2 separate regions of the Mus musculus genome follow, and region 2 is linked to region 1. Evidence: chromatin loops called from intact Hi-C (ENCODE). Cell type or tissue: left cerebral cortex. All regions are shown on one strand.

The links. Hi-C counts contacts between places; a loop is a spot of excess contacts. Peaks named below come from ENCODE experiments on the same cell type or tissue, not always from the same donor. Only the 100,000 strongest peaks of a DNase experiment are listed, where the experiment ranks them.
Region 2: it touches region 1 in a loop (3-fold over the local background); 16 of 42 quality-filtered maps call a loop at or near these places.

Annotation. Positions count from the first base shown.
Region 1 is chr17:23,566,244-23,574,243 of GRCm38, reverse strand. It overlaps a transcript of Zfp13 not described here. Among named protein-coding and RNA genes, the nearest start is that of Zfp213, 6.0 kb to the right of the region's middle. In left cerebral cortex, CTCF peaks have their summits at 1,994 (motif pointing left), 2,969, 4,050 (motif pointing left) and 7,215; DNase peaks (open chromatin) are centred at 2,951, 4,025 and 5,678.
Region 2 is chr17:23,695,358-23,703,357 of GRCm38, reverse strand. No RefSeq gene overlaps it. Among named protein-coding and RNA genes, the nearest start is that of Cldn9, 15 kb to the right of the region's middle. In left cerebral cortex, a CTCF peak has its summit at 3,027 (motif pointing right); DNase peaks (open chromatin) are centred at 3,081, 3,517 and 3,824; H3K4me3 peaks cover 1,455 bases; H3K27ac peaks cover 806 bases.

The DNA.
Region 1 (8,000 bases):
GTTGGCTGTGACTTAAGCTCCTTGGGCTGTGTTCTTGGTGTATTTGAATGTATAGTGACAGGCAGGGACAGATTACATGAAAGACCCCCGAGGGGGGACCCTCACTCAAGTCTCGGGATAGATGCGGACCCCCAAGAACACACAAGAGACCAAGCTTGATGCAAATCACACGAGACTTTATTTGGGGAAAGCCAGAGCTCTGGGGACGACTCGTATCCTATGCAGGGGTAGAGGAGTCGACCCAGAAGTGAAATGGGGCCCTCCTTTTATAGGCCCTCAAGGGGGAAAAAGGGAGGGGGAAGGTAGGGGATTCCAAATCACATGTCTTTAAGCAAACAACTCAATCTAATGTGATTTCACAAGAAATAGATATGAGAGGGGTACAAGGCTGGAGTCATGTGCAGGTGCAGGGGTGATGTAAGTCTATTGCTATTGGCTGATATGTGGGGGAACTCAGGATTGGTCCTACCTGCAGTTGCTGGGGAAATTTTCCTATTTTAGCCCAACAACCAAGTCACTTGGCAGAGGGCTACAGCGGTTAGCAAATACACGAGTTCAAAGAATCAGTCAGAACACTGGCAAACATTCTCTGAAGCAGGTTATACTTTTACTTTCTTATCAATAGTGAGGTCCATGTTGGATGCCAGTCTAGGGGTTTTCATGAATGTTCATTCTGTCAGGTTCTTTCATACACAAGGGTACCTTCAGAAGAAACGGGCACCTATAACAAAGAACAAATAAGTGGTAGTGCCTCGGGTCTCTAATGTTGGGATGAAAGAAACTGATGATTTGGTGGGTGATGGGGTGCCGTGAAAGGACAGGAAGCTTGAGCCGAGTCTTAATGGTGGAGCTTCGGGGCCTCATGGGCCACTGCTTGAACACCTTGTTTACTAGTCTAGCTGTAGTCTGTGGATCATCATATGTTAGCTGAAAACATCCAATAGATGTTCCCAGTTTCTTCTGATTGCATGTGCATGGCACAGATAAGGGGGTCAGCCATTCAATGGTCACAGTTGCATTTTTTTGCTGGTATGTGCGTGCATGTGTCTGTGTGTGTTTATGTGTGTTCATGCCATCGGTCAACCTCAGATGTCATTTTTATGAGATAGAATCTCTCACTGGGACTGGAGCTTTCTGCGTGTCAGCCTTACAGACTGAGCTATTTCTCCAACCCTGAATCTCTCTGTTAATGTGGCTCACATTCTTGTGAACCATCAAAGGCTCCTTGAGGCAGAGACCCACTGTGATATTACTGTACGTCATTTAATCTCCAGTCATCTGAGTTGTGTTTGTTCAAGGTGAATGTTTCCAGTGAACGGGTAATTACAATCTTTTATGGCCTGGATCCTTACCTGTTTAAACAGCGTTCACTGAGGTGGATGGCCAATAAGAGGCACAGTCATGAAGCTATGGGACGACCTGGATGCAGAAGAACCTGGGGCCTTAGGAGTGAAGACAGCCAGGAGAGGCTGGTACCGGCCCGCCTCCCTCACGGAGTCTCCTGCAGAACTGAGAAGCACCCTGACCTGACTATGAATTTTTTTTTTTTTTTAGACAAGTTTTCCATATGTAGCTCTGGCTGTTTTAGAGCCCGATATGTAGAGCAGGCTGGGTTTTGAACTCAACAGAGATCTACCTGCCTCTGCCTCCCAAGTGCTGGGATTAGGGCATGCACCACCACCACCTGGCTAAATTTGTTTTTATGAGTTAAGTCATTTGTTTCACATATTAAAAAGAGACCGTGGGAGTGGCTCTGATGCTTTGATCAGGAACTGTGTATGAGCACTGAAGTCCTGTTCCCCAATTGGTTTTTTTTTAAGATTTATTTATTCATTTTATATATGTGAGTACACTGTAGCTCAAAGATTTGATTTATTATTATAGGTTCACTGTAGGGCTGGTGAGATGGCTCAGGGAGTGACTGCTCTTCCGAAGGTCCTGAGTTCAAATCCTAGAAAACACGTGGTGGCTCACAACCACCCGTAATGAGATCTGACGCCCCCTGCTGGTGCGTCTGAAGACAACAGTTACATATAATAATAAGTAAATCTTTGGGTCGGAGTGAATGGGAGTTGACTGGAGCAAGCAGAGGTCCATAAATTCAATTCCCAACCACCACATGAAGGCTTACAACCATCTGTACAGCTACAGTGTACTCATATACATAAAATAAATAAAATCTTTAAAAAAAAAGATCACTGTAGCTGTCTTCACATGCACCAGAAGAGGGCATCAGAGGGTTGTGAGCCACCATGTGGTTGTTGGGATTTGAACTCAGGACCTGCTCTTCTGAAGGTCCTGAGTTCAAATCCCAACCACCACATGAAGGCTTACAACCATCTGTACAGCTACAGTGTACTCATATACATAAAATAAATAAAATCTTAAAAAAAAAAAAAGATCACTGTAGCTGTCTTCACATGCACCAGAAGAGGGCATCAGAGGGTTGTGAGCCACCATGTGGTTGTTGGGATTTGAACTCAGGACCTTCAGAAGAGCAGTCAGTGCTCTTACCAGCTGAGCCATCACACCAGCCTCCCTGCTTCCCCCCCCCCCCTTTAGTTCTTGATTGATCAATAAAGATTCCAGCGACTAATGGTTGGGTGGAAGAGGCAGGACTTCCAGGTTCCCACAGGCAGGCTAGGAGAAACAGGAGGAGGAAGGGATTCATTATGCTTCAGAGGGTGAGAAAGTCACCAGCCATGTGAGATCTGGGCTGGAGTGGTCATTGGCTGCTTCCCCAGGAGGGAAATTAGAAATTCAACTAAGCTGAGGGCAGATGTGGGTGTAGAGCAAGGAGTAAAGGAAAAGCCACACCAGCTGTGGGAGGCTTAGAGGACCCCAGCCACGACCCAGACACTGGGCCATAAGGCAGGTTAAAGATGAGCTCTGTGTGTGTGTCTGAATGTGCGTGTCTTTCATCCACGGATCCAAGGGAACCAGGGCTGTGGCTGGCAGCGCCATCTGCCTGGAGCTTAAAGCAGGGTAGTAGAAGGAGACTCCAATTTAAACAGTCCAAGATGGCTAACAGCTGAAGCAGATAAAGTGTTAACTCTCGTAGACCAAAGACTGCAAAAGGCATATGTGGATAGAATTGATCCTTTTGGTCATTTTGCCTTCAACTCTTCTTTACTAAAGGGCTCATTATGCAAAGGGAAGATAGTATTATGGAATGGACTTTCTTAGCTCATAAAGTAAAAAAAAAAAAAAAAAAAAAGAAGAAGAAGAAGATATATAGAAAAGATTTCTGAATTAACTATAAAAGGTAGAATCAGACTATGCCAATTAACAGGAACAGATCCAGCTGGAATTGTTGTACCTCCTACAGATGCTGAGATCATGTCATTATGGGAGACTAATGAGGATTGACAAAAAGCTTGTAAACTTCTTGGGTGAAATTAATAACAAATATCCAAAAGCAAACCTATACAGTTTATAAAAAGAACTAATTGGATTCTACCATGTATAGTAAAAAGAACACCAATTCCAGAGGCACCAACATTTTATACTGATGCAAACAATATTAGATTATCCTGAACCTCTTAACATAATTACTGATCCTTTTTATGCAGAAAGAGTCATTTTGCATGTAGAAACTGCTGAATTTGAACCTGATAACTCAGAATTAACTTTGGTATTTATACAATCGCAGCAGGCCCTCAGAAGCAGACGCCATCCATTACGAAGCACTCATTCAATCTCATACAGGTTTGTCTGGGCAACTGCGAGGAAATGAATGATGAAATTGACCAGTTACAACTAGGAAATGTGTTAGAAGCCTCAAAATTTCATAAGAAGCATCATGCTAATGGGAAAGGTTTAAAGAAAAAAATTTCCATCACTTGGCAACAAGCCAAAGAAATAAGTTAAAACTGTCCTACATATTTTCTGTACAACCGAACTCCATTACCTGTGGGTAGTAGCCATAGGGGTACCAATAGAAATGGCTCTCTGCTAGGTTGTGTCACCGCTGTTGCTGCCCTGACACCACTGAACTGGAGCTAGTGTATCCGTGAGGTGTTTTCGAGTGGATGGAGCTGCTGCCTCCTGCTGACCTGCTAACTGAACTGCTGATCTCCAGACAACACAGATAGAAGTTGCTCCAAAGAACCTTTCATAAACAGGCCTACTCCCCGCTCACCCTCCCCCCCTGTATCCTTTCTTTTCAACTACCTCTGGTGCGTGGTGGGCTAAAATGAGGTTAAAACATTTAAGAACCATCATTAAAATTAAGGTTTGAAAAAAAATTTAAAAGTTACAAAACAGTCCCTGTCCATAGCCTCTACCTCAGTTTCTGACTTCAGTTTATTGTTCTGTTATGGAGTTTCTGCCCTGATTTCCCTCAGCAATGGAATGTGACCTGAGAAGTCTAAGCTGAAATAAACTCTTTCCTTCCTACATTGTTTCTGGTGTTTTATCACAGGAATAGACAGTGTTTAATGTGAATAGTTTGAATTTACCAAGTTGAAAAGTATTCTGGAAATGGTAATAGTCACACATCAATGCAAAGACCCCCCACCCCCCACCCCCCGTGCCTGTAGCCCTGGCTGTCCTGGAACTCACTCTGTAGACAAGACTGGCCTCTAACTCAAACACCACCTACCTCTGCCTCTTCTATTAGAGGTGTGTGTTACTCTAAGACACTTCATTTTAGTGAACTCATTTAAAGATGGGCAAGGAGGAAGAGGATGGTTCATCAGTTAAGAGCACTAGCTGCTCTTGCAAAAGACACAAGTACAGTGCCTGACCACCCACATCAGGTGCTCATCACCACCTGTGACTTTAGTCCAGGGGATCCAACGCCCACTTCTGGATCCTCAGGATACCCACACACATATCAGACACTCAACACAATCACATATACATTTTAAAAAGTCAAGATAGTAAAACGTATGTTATGTCTATCTTACCACAGTCAAAACTCTAAGACCAAGAGAACAGGCTGGATTGCCAGCCCCACTGGCTGCATAGTCTTGGACACCACACTTTACCTCTCTGCCGTGATTTTCTTTTCTGTATAGACAGCATCATACTATTGTGTGTGTGTCCGGCTCTGAGGAAAGAATCTACACAAAACGCCTGAAGAGATGCTCAGGGAATATGCTCAGGGTTCGTGGTGTGTTGTATTTGTTTCCCTCCACCTTAAAGGTGTAGGAAGACCTAACTTCAAGGTTTCTTGTTCAACACTACAAGTGTGTGCCATGGAAGTAGTGGGTATTGGGTAACTAGTGCTGCCTCACCTGTAGGCTTGGGCCATTAGGGTGAACTTTTCCTGTTTCTGTACTACACTGCTGTATCTATATGCACTGCTGTATATAGAGAGTAGTATAGTAAGACCCTGTTTCAAAACAGACCAAACAAACAAACAGAGAATATTAGGAAGACACAATATTGACCTTTGGCCTACACTCACACACACAAACACACTCACACATGCAAACACAAGTATGTTGTGTTAAAATGGTGGTTATCAGATCACACCAAGCCAGCACAGTTCCATGGGAGAGAGGTTTATTGGGGTGGGGGGAGGGGAGACAAAAGGGGTGATGAAGAAGGAAAGAGAGAAGAAGGTCAGAGGGCTCTGCCTTTTATTTAGGCCGTGATGTAACAGGATGCACCAATGGTGCAGGTGAGGGCAGGCAGGCGAATGGATTGCGGTTGCCATGGCAACAGACTGGGTCCCTGTCGCCTATGGATGACATCATCACTGGATTCAGAAGCTCACTTCTGATGCCAACATGCCTCCCTTTTCTTTATCATAAAGAGAAGAAAAAAAGCGGGGGTGGGGGGGTGGGGAGTGAGAAGCTGATGCTGAAAGGAGAGTAGGGGTATTGGATCTCTTAAACAGCTTCCTGCTGTCTAGGGGCATTGTCAATTTCAGGGTGTAGCTGACTTTCACCATCGGGGTCCACTCGGTAAATGTTCACATCATTAACAGGATCTGATTAATAGTTTGGTTAGTGTCTTAGTCAGGGTTTCTATTCCTGCACAAACATCATGATCAAGAAGTAAGTTGGGGAGGAAAGGGTTTATTCAGCTTACACTTCCATGTTGTTGTTCATCACTAAAGGAAGTCAGGACTGGAACTCAAGCAGGTCAGAAAGCAGGAGCTGATGTAGAGGCCATGGAGGGATGTTTCTTACTGGCTTGCTTCCCCTAGATTGCTCAGCTTGCTTTCTTATAGAATCCAAGACTACCAGCCCAGAGATGGTACCACCCACCATGGGCCCTACCCCCTTGATCACTAATTGAGAAAATGCCTTACAGCTGGATCTTGTGGAGGCCCTTCCCAAAGTAAAGCTCCTTTCTCTGTGATAACTCCAGCCTGTGTCAAGTAGACACACAAAACCATCCAGTACAGTTAGAATTTTTTTGTATTTGTCATTGAAGGAATGTATAAACAAGATTATTAAGGCAGGGAGCAAATAATAATGCCAGGAAAATGACTAGGAGAGGTGTTAAGAAAGGGCATATCCACTTCCATATAGGGGTTTTGAAAATCCAGGAATCAGATGCCTCATGTTCCCAGAAATTCTGCATGACCTGGATTTTATTTCTCACTATCCCAGAATGGTTGACATAGAAACAGCATTCTTCTTGGAGGAACAGGCAAAGACCACTTTCTTTAGCTGTCAGGGCATCTAGCTCCCGTCAGTTCTGAAGTACCATGGCTGCCAAAGAATAGATCTGTTTCTGGATGGTAAGCATGGTTTCAGACATTTTTTGAAAACCGGTGCTAAACTTGGAAGTGAATTTATCATATTGGTTTATGGAAGTCATTATCCCTGAAATTCCAGTACCAGCACCTATGGCTATTCTTGTAGCGACCAAGAGTGGCACAACCTGAACTGCCCACTTATGTTGAACAGCTATGATATCTATAACTGGGATTGGCAGGGGCTCATTTCCCAGGATTACTCCTGATTCAGTGCAAACTCCTGATCAGCTGGCCAGTAGGTGTGGCCTGAGTGCCACAGAGAATTGACATGTTTTGGACTGCAGGGCATTGTGGCAGAGATGAGGTGTCAAGGGTTGTGGTTCTATTGCGGTCTAGGGAGCTTAGAGTTCCTGCAGAATCTGTCCTGGAGATCTTAAAACAGTTTGCCACACCAAAGAGAGGAATAGAGGAAAGGTATGGAGTCATGGCAACATCAGAGTCAGGGCAGCTGACAGAAGGTGAGGTAAGGTTACTCTGCAGTGTCACCAGAGAGGCTGTAGGTGGCAATTGTGAGTTAGCTCCAGGGGTACGACGCATAACCAGCAATCTTTGAAGCATCTAGGCCTGGTGACATTAAGGAGTTGGTATGCCGAGGTCAAGTTCTGAAGCAAAAGGCAAAATGACAAGTTAGTGCCATTTATGAGGGGGATATCAAGGAGGTAAGGACCTCGGAGGAGTGTTGGATTACTTCGCCTACTTTTCTAATATCTAGAGGTTGGGCAATTGAGGCATATTTTCTCTGGATGTGGATAGTACTTACTGAGGACCTGGCTTGGTTTTTACAGCAGAGCTTACCAACAACTCCTGTTTCCCACCTGAGATTCCATGGGTCTTGTATATAGAAGAAGAGGTCTTGCTTGATGATAGAAGAAGTGATCGGTCCATGATCCTAACATATGTAGCTGGCAAGACCAATATGGACAGTCCCTATATTCATCTGGCCATTTTTTTTTTTTGAGACAGGGTTTCTCTATATAGCTCTGGCTGCCCTGGAACTCACTCTGTAGACCAGGCTGGCCTCGAACTCAGAAATCTGCCTGCCTCTGCCTCCCAACTGCTGGGATTAAAGGCGTGCACCACCACGCCCAGCCCCTGGCCATCTTTTACAATCATCTTTTGTCTGGTCAAAGAGAAAGCAAGCAAAGAGATCATAATATTTAGATGGGATAACAGATACAGGGATGACAGCAATTTGGATCGGTTCCTGGCATCCGGCTATGGAGCAGTTTCCTGACCCTATTTGTAAAGACTGTTTATTATCAGTGGGGGTTTCTTGAACCTC
Region 2 (8,000 bases), 130 kb before region 1:
TGGTCCATCTCCATCAAATCATGATGATTCCGCTTTCCTTTCTCCCAGTCCCTAGCTCATGCAAATCTAAAGGTCCCACCTCAGTCTACCTGCCCAGCCATTGGCCTTTGGCTCCTTATTGATTGATCAAAACCTAATTCGGAACAAAGACCTTCAGCGTTTGGACAAGCAGATTCCTGATTTGGGGGGTGGGATTAGCTCAAAGCATTAGAACCAATCCCCAACACTGATCCTTCAGCTTCTGGTTCCCCAGTGGAGGGATTATAGGCATGAGCCACCACACCAGGCTCAAAAGTATTTTTCCTTAAGATTTACAGTTATAGGCCGGGCGTGGTGGTGCACACCTTTAATCCCAGCACTCGGGAGGCAGAGGCAGGCGGATTTCTGAGTTCCAGGCCAGCCTGGTCTACAGAGTGAGTTCCAGGACAACCAGGGCTATACAGAGAAACCCTGTCTCGGAAAAAAATAAAATAAAAAAAATAAATAAAAGATTTACAGTTATGGTCAGATATCACTGAATTAATAATTTTGATATAGAATTTGCTTTCACATTCTTTGATTAATGTTTAGCTAAATTACAGATTAGATGTTTAGAATGGTCTACAGACTTGATGGTGGCAAATTAGCTATCTCAAACAATTATAAACACCAGGGACCAGGATATAGTTCAGTCACAGAGCACAGGTCTGTGGATTCAGGCTCCAGAAGCAAAATCCAAGTAAATTAAAAAAAAAAAAAATCCCCTGAATTACAAATGCCCTCTACTTGATTTCTAAATGGTAAAGGGCATAGATCCTACAAACAATACCTATATAAGCAGTTAAGGCTTATATAGGATTTTACACACACACACACACACACACACACACACACGTATGTATGTATGTATACACACACACATATATAAAATCTCCAGTTGCTCATCCTCATCTCATGTTAGCTCATGCTACTGGATGTCTTCATTTCTTCCTCTTGGAGCTCTCGTGCTACAAGGCCTCCAGGGAAGGGTTTAAAATTGAAATTAAGCCTGAACTTCAAATAATTATCTCCCTGCTCCTCCCTGTCCTCTCACTATGGCTTCCACTTCCCAAGGCTTTCTCCTTACTGGAGAATAGAAGTGTGAGCTCAAACCACCTACTCCCAGAGAGGTCAATGGAGGTGGAGTCCAGGGCTTCAAACACACTAAGAAGTACTCTATCAGAGACACAATCCCAGGCCCATCTGTATCATTAACCCTAGAACCATTCTGTTGTTACTAATTATTGGTTTTTTTGAGACAAGGTTTCTCTTATAGCCCCTGCTGTCCTGTAACTCTCTTTGTAGACCAGGCTGGCCTTGAACCCTGCCTCCCGAGTGCTGGGATTAAAAGAGTGCACCACCACTACCCCATGCTAATAATTATTCTAATAAAAGTTCCTATATTCCAATTCCAAATTTTTCTTAATTTTTAAAACCTTGTTTTACATGTGCTGAATGTTTTGCCTGAATGTATGAATGTATGTATGAACACCATGAAATGTATGAAATGTATGTATGAACACCATGAAATGTATGAATGTATGTATGAACACCATGAAATGTATGAATATATGTATGAACACCATGAAATGTATGAATGTATGTATGAACACCATGAAATGTATGAATGTATGTATGAACACCATGAAATGTATGAATGTATGTATGAACACCATGAAATGTATGAATGTATGAACACCATGAAATGTATGAAATGTATGTATGAATACCATGAACTGTATGAATGTATGTATGAACACCATGAAATGTATGAATGTATGTATGAACACCATGAGATGTATGAATGTATGTATGAACACCATGAACTGTATGAATGTATGTATGAACACCATGAAATGTATGAATGTATGTATGAACACCATGAAATGTATGAATGTATGTATGAACACCATGAAAACGTCTGGTATCCAAGGAGCCTCTTGACCCCCTAGAACTGAAGTTACAGATGAGACACTGAGACACCCAGCAGGTGTTGGGAATTGAACCTGGGTCCTCTGCAGGAGCAACAAGTGCTCTTAACCACAGAGCCATCTATCCAGTGTCCTCCAATTCCGAATTTGAAGGTATTGGCCCCTTTTTCTTTTTTCTCCTTTTGTTGTTTCATTTCATTTTTGAGCCGGATTCTTGGGCAGTTCAAGGTAGCCTCAAACTTGTTGAGTAGCTGAGGCCAGTCTTGGTGCCCTGATCCTCCTGTCTCTGCCTGCCAAGTGCTAGGGTGACAGGCTGGAGTCTCAGTTATTTATTTATCTTCTTTCTTTCTTTACCAGAAGCCCACCCATTTGTCATTCAGAATTATTGGGCATGTTAACATATATACTACACATTGCCACCAATCTCCCCATTTCCTGCCCAGGATCTCATCTAGCTCAAACTAGCCTTGAATTTGGCTATGTGGTTGATGATAACCTTGGGCTTCTTCGGATCTTTCTGCCTCCATCTCCCCCGAGTTCTGCAATTACAAAAATTACACCTGATTTGAGTGGGGCTGAGGGCTGGACTCAGAGCCTTATACAGCTAGCACTTCATCAACATAGCTGCACACCCAACCCAAAACACTGCATTTGAGTACTGGTTTTTTTTTTTTTTTTTTTTTTTTTTTTTTACATTTTGTTTATTTATTTTGTGTATGTGTGACTGTGTTCGTGCCACGGGTTCGGGGGTCAGAGGACAACTAATAGGAATTGGTTCTCTCCTTCCATTATGTGGATCTCCGGATTGAACTCAGTTCTAAGCTTGGAGGTAAGCAACTTTACCCACCTGGTAGTCAAGAAGTGGAAGTAGGAGGGCTTCGAGTGGGACAGCATCCTGAGCTGCGTATGGATACCAGCCTGGGACCCCTTGTCTCAAAACAGAAAATGGAGTGAAAATATGCATCACTTCAGCGTCACCATTGATAAACAGCAACAATTGCGGAGCTGTGACACATTTAATACTGTTGGGGCACGGCCTGGAGATTGCAACCTCTCAGAGCACCATCGGACCAGGAGAGGGAGCCCAGGGCGCGTATGCACCAGTAGCATGGCAGGACACGATGATTGGTTGGGGTGCCGAGGCAGCAAGCGCACCAGCTTGTGTTTGGCTGGAACGCGTTGCAAGCGACTGCAATTGGCCGGGAGGACCTAGCAGCCCTTGGCCCTCGCTCCAAGGCAGCGGCCGGCAGCGGGCACTGGGTCCTGGGGTGGCAGCATCGGCCAAGCTGGCGGCGCGGTGGCCCCGCTCCCGCTCGCACCCGCGGCGCGACCGCGGCCGCTTGCACTCTCGGCTTAGCCGATCTCGCGCGTCCCTGCCGCCCGCAGCGTCCCTGCCGCACCCGCCGCTGCCGGGGTTACCGCCCGGCCTGAGCTCCGGACGGCCGCTGCCCTCGGCGCTGGCCCTAGCTGAGCTGCCGCCGCTACCCGCACTCCCGCTGCGCCCGGAGTTGCTGGCGCCCTGGGGCCCCGGGGTCCACCTGGCACTGCCAGAGCTGCCGCCCGAGGTCTGCGCGCCCACGCCGCCCGCAGCCGTGCTCGCCCTGCAGGATCTGCCGCGTCTGCCCGCGCCCGCGCCGCCGCCCGCGCACTTGCCACTGCCGCCGCTGCCCGAAGCCGCGGTCGCCGCCACCCCCGGGCCGGTGGGTGCTCGCGGCCGGCCCCCGCTGCTCGCCGAGCCGCCTCCACAACCGCTGCCGCCGCTGCCCGCGCGACCCTCGCCCTTCACCCTGCTGGCGCCGCCGCACCCCCGCGAGCCCTGGCCGCTCCCAGCCTTTCCTCCGCCGCTGCCGCCGCCGCCCCCGCCGCCCTACTTCTTCCTGTCGCCGCCCTGCTGACCGCCTGGCTCCGCGGGGGCTACAAGCCGGTGAGTCCGTGCCTGGACACCGGCAGGCTCGGAAGGCCCGGCCAGAGCTCGACTGGGAATAAGACAAGAATGTCAGGACTGCAGCCAAGGCTGAGGAGAAAAAAAGTAAACCTGGCATTAAGATGAGGGATGTCAGCTGGGGCTGGCGGCACACGCCCCGTAATCCCAACTTTAGGGATAGTTAAGAAGAGGGATCACAAGTTAAAAGGTCAGCCTTTGTTACTTAGTGAGACCCTCATTCAAAGCAATTTAAAGAAAGATAAGGGACGTTTGCCCCTCCCCCACACCTCTTGTCCTGCAGCGTCCTCCCTAGGTAATTTAAGAAGTAACTCATCAAAGTACTGATAAAATGAGCTGTTGTTTTGGGACTGCAGAGCCTACCCAACACCTGCTGATGTGAAACACCCAGGTTCTGTGGATAAAAACAGAAGTTTGCCTTTTTTGTTTGTCTTGGGTTTTTAAGACAGATCTCTTTTTGTTTTTGTTCTTGTTTGGATTTTGTTGTTGTTTTTGTTTGTGTTATTGTTTTTCAAAACACGATTTCTCTGTGTAATGGCCCTGCCTGCCCTGGACTCGCTTCATAGACCAGGCTGGCCTCAAAGTCACAGAGACCAACCCGCCTTTGCTTCCCTGAGATCAGACCTTTTTTGCTATGTAGTACTAGCTGTACCTTGAACTCAGCAATTCCATTATCCTGTCAGCCTTCTGAGCGCTAGCTAGGTTAAATATTTGGGATACCACGCTGGGCTTTGAGAACAAAGGCTTCAGACTCTGCAGCTGGGGTCTGGAATGACACATTGTCCTTTATCTAGGGAGTACATGTACTGCTAAGGCCTTCTTCACTTACCTTTGGAAACTCCCAAGTCTTAGGAGTCAAACCTCCAGCTGAAATAGATCCAGGAGTCCTCCTACCCACAAATGGTGTTGATGGACAGTTGATACCGGGCCGGAGAATCACATGCAAGGACTATGAATCATCTCCAAGGGAGAAAAAGACTCTCCCTGCCTTACAGGCCCCTTACCCCACAGCTGGTTTCTGTGCAGCCAGGACACTTTAATACAAAGTTCTCTTTGTTCCACAGGTAGCCTGGGCTCAGGTAACCAAGTGGATGGCAGACCTCTTCTGCACTCAGGAGTGGTATCAGGAAACCAGCCTTGACCTTGGGGGACCTCTGAGACCCAGGTCCCATCAACAAGATCAATTAGTTTATTAGGTTCCTGTGACTGCAATAACAGATTATGCAAACTGAGCGGCCTGGGACAATAGGAATGTGTTCTCTTAACGGTGCTGGTGGCCAGGGGTCTAAACCAGGACCTGCAGTGTCCACAGCAGCCTGAGACCTGGCCTCTCTTTGCCTTTCTTTGGCAGGCCCTGGCATGTGCTAGGAAAGTGCTTCCCTTGCCTCGGCTTCTAAGGACATTGCCTTTCTTTCTTTTTTTCTGTTTTTCGAGACAGGGTTCCTCTGTATAGCTCTGGCTGTCCTGGAACTCACTTTGTAGACCAGGCTGGCCTCGAACTCAGAAATCCACCTGCCTCTGCCTCCCGAGTGCTGGGATTAAAGGTGTGCGCCACCACGCCCGGCGACATTGCCTTTCTTAAATCCAAGTTGACTTCATATTGAGCTACTCTATGGATCCTGTTTGCAAACATACTTTTATTACTAGATGTGGTAGCACACACCTTTAATCCCAGCACTTGGGAGGCAGAGACAAGTAGATCTCTGAGTTCAAGGCCAGCTGGGTCTACATAGAGTTCCAAGCCAGCCAGAACGAAAGGCAAATCAAAGATACTCATCACAGGAGGTCTCATGCCCAAGTTCCCTCACCATCCAGTGCATACAGGCTAAGCCTTCTCTGTGGTCCAGGCCGCCTTTGACCTTGGAGTCTGAAGGCGTCTGCTGCCCAGAAGCTGGATTGCAGGATTGTGCTACTAGCCCTGGTTTAGGTGTGTCTACCCTGTCTCCCCTTCTACCTTCTTCTCAGAACTTAACTGTTTTCTAGGCCATGTCCTTCACTGACCTGGGGCCTTGAGTGGTCTGCGAGCCCGCGGGCAGTAGGTGACACACTAATCCTGGGACAGAGAAAAAGTAACATAGCTGCCTTTCCTAGTGCCTGACTTTCTGCTCCCCAGTCTCCCTAGGGCCTTGCTGCCGCCCTGGCCCCACCCTATTGTCTTTCTGCCTTCCCACTCTCTTTCCTCTTGTGTAGTTCCCCTCTCCTTGCTAAGAAGTGGAGAATATCAGGTGAGATGTGAATGTATCTTTTAAAGATAAAAAGATGTGAATGTATCTTTTAAACACAACTCTTCTGGGAGGGAGCCCAGCTCTCCAAGCTTTGGAGCCATAACTACTGCTTCAGGTTGAACACTAATGGAGACCGATAATAAAGTTTTCTGGTTTTTTGTTTTGTTTTGTTTTTTGTTTGTTTCAAGACAGGGTTTCTCCGTATAGCCCTGGCTGTCCTGGAACTCACTCTGTAGACCAGGCTGGCCTCGAACTCAGAAATCTGTGCACCACCACCACCCAGCTGATGGATAATAAAGTTAATTGTTACTCAGCCCTTGCTTGTGCCCTACCCAGGTGAAACTACCTTCGCATTCTTGACAGAATGTCTTTGTCTGAGACCTCAGTGGGAATGGGAGAGGTATTGCTTTGGAAACTGCTCATCATGGCCCCATGTGGGGTAGGTAGCTCCTTTCCTTTTACAATCCAGAGCTGCACTGTAAATGGGACATCTGTGACATGTCCAGAGAAGCTCAGCGGTGGGAGCCTGGGCTGCTGCTCATGAAGACTTTCCATGCTAGGGATCCAGACCCTGGGAATGAAGCCAGAATGTAAAGTGGCTTCCCCACAAAGTCAAGTCCATACACATGTGCACGCATATGAGAGAGAGGTCTGTCCAGGAAGAGATAGGTCTTAGGGGCCTCCCCAGGTGGCTAACAGATACTCAGCAGGGGAAAGATGCCCTACCCTGCTGCGGATGGATGGGTAATCAGAGGCCTGTCTTCCTGACCTGTTGAGAGAGCAGCAGACTTAGAAATCAGGGTCTTGCCGGGCGGTGGTGGTGCACACTTTTAATCCCAGCATTTGGGAGGCAGAGGCGTATTTCTGAGTTCGAGGCCACCCTGGTCTACAGAGTGAGTTCCAGGACAGCCAGGGCTGTACAGAGACAACCTGTCTTGAAAAACCAAAAAAAAAAAAAAAAAAAGAAAGAAATCAGGATCTTGGCTTCATGTCCCTCCTGTTGCCTGTATGTATGCACAGCCTAGCTTTTTTAGGGCCTGTTTCCTCTCTGTAGGAGGTGGCTAGTGAGTTGCTGAGGGTCTAAAGTCGTTAAAGTCACTGAAGGTTCAGGAGCTACAAACTGGCTCCTCCACCAGTAAAGCCTGTGGGCTCTCGGGTTCTTAAAGAGGCCATGGAGGATGTAGCCTGAGGGCTCTTGCCTTCCCCTGTCATTAAGCCACTTTGCACTTTGAGGAAACCCACTTAGGCCCCATTCATGTAAACTGAACCCTAGTTTGAACTGCCCTCCAGAGCCTACTGGCCCCTGATAGGCCTACTCAGCCAGGACAAAGAATGCTGTTTGGTTACTCTAGATGGGGGCTGTGGGGGGAGGGGGTAGGAGGGGCACACCTCCGTTTCCTCTAGCAATTAGGACACTGGGGAAAATTTCTCACATCTGTCCTAGCCTAGGGAGATGGGGGGGGGGGGGGATTGTGGAGGACCTGTTAAAGTCTCACTGAGATGGGAACTGCTCAGGGGGGCCCTGCCTCTTCATAGCAATGGAACTGCATAAGTAAATCCAAACTTGGTTAACCTTTGATTTCCCAGGACCCAGCAGAGGTGAGAGAGACTGGGAGTTAACCTAATTGAAATCTAGGGCCACCCAAGTAGTCCCAAGGAAAGCAAAGGGCCCGGCAAGTGTAGTAAGCAGACTTTTACAACCTGACCTAGAGTCCTCCAAGAAGCAGTGCCCAGGTCTGCAGGCTTTGGGAAATTCGGGGCTTTTCCCTATATTTGCTCTTCCCAGACCTGAAAGTTAGAAACAGTGAACCCTTGATGGTATTGGGCACACTTTTAATCCCATCATTTGGGAGGCAGAGCAGGTGTGGATCTCTGTGAGTTTAA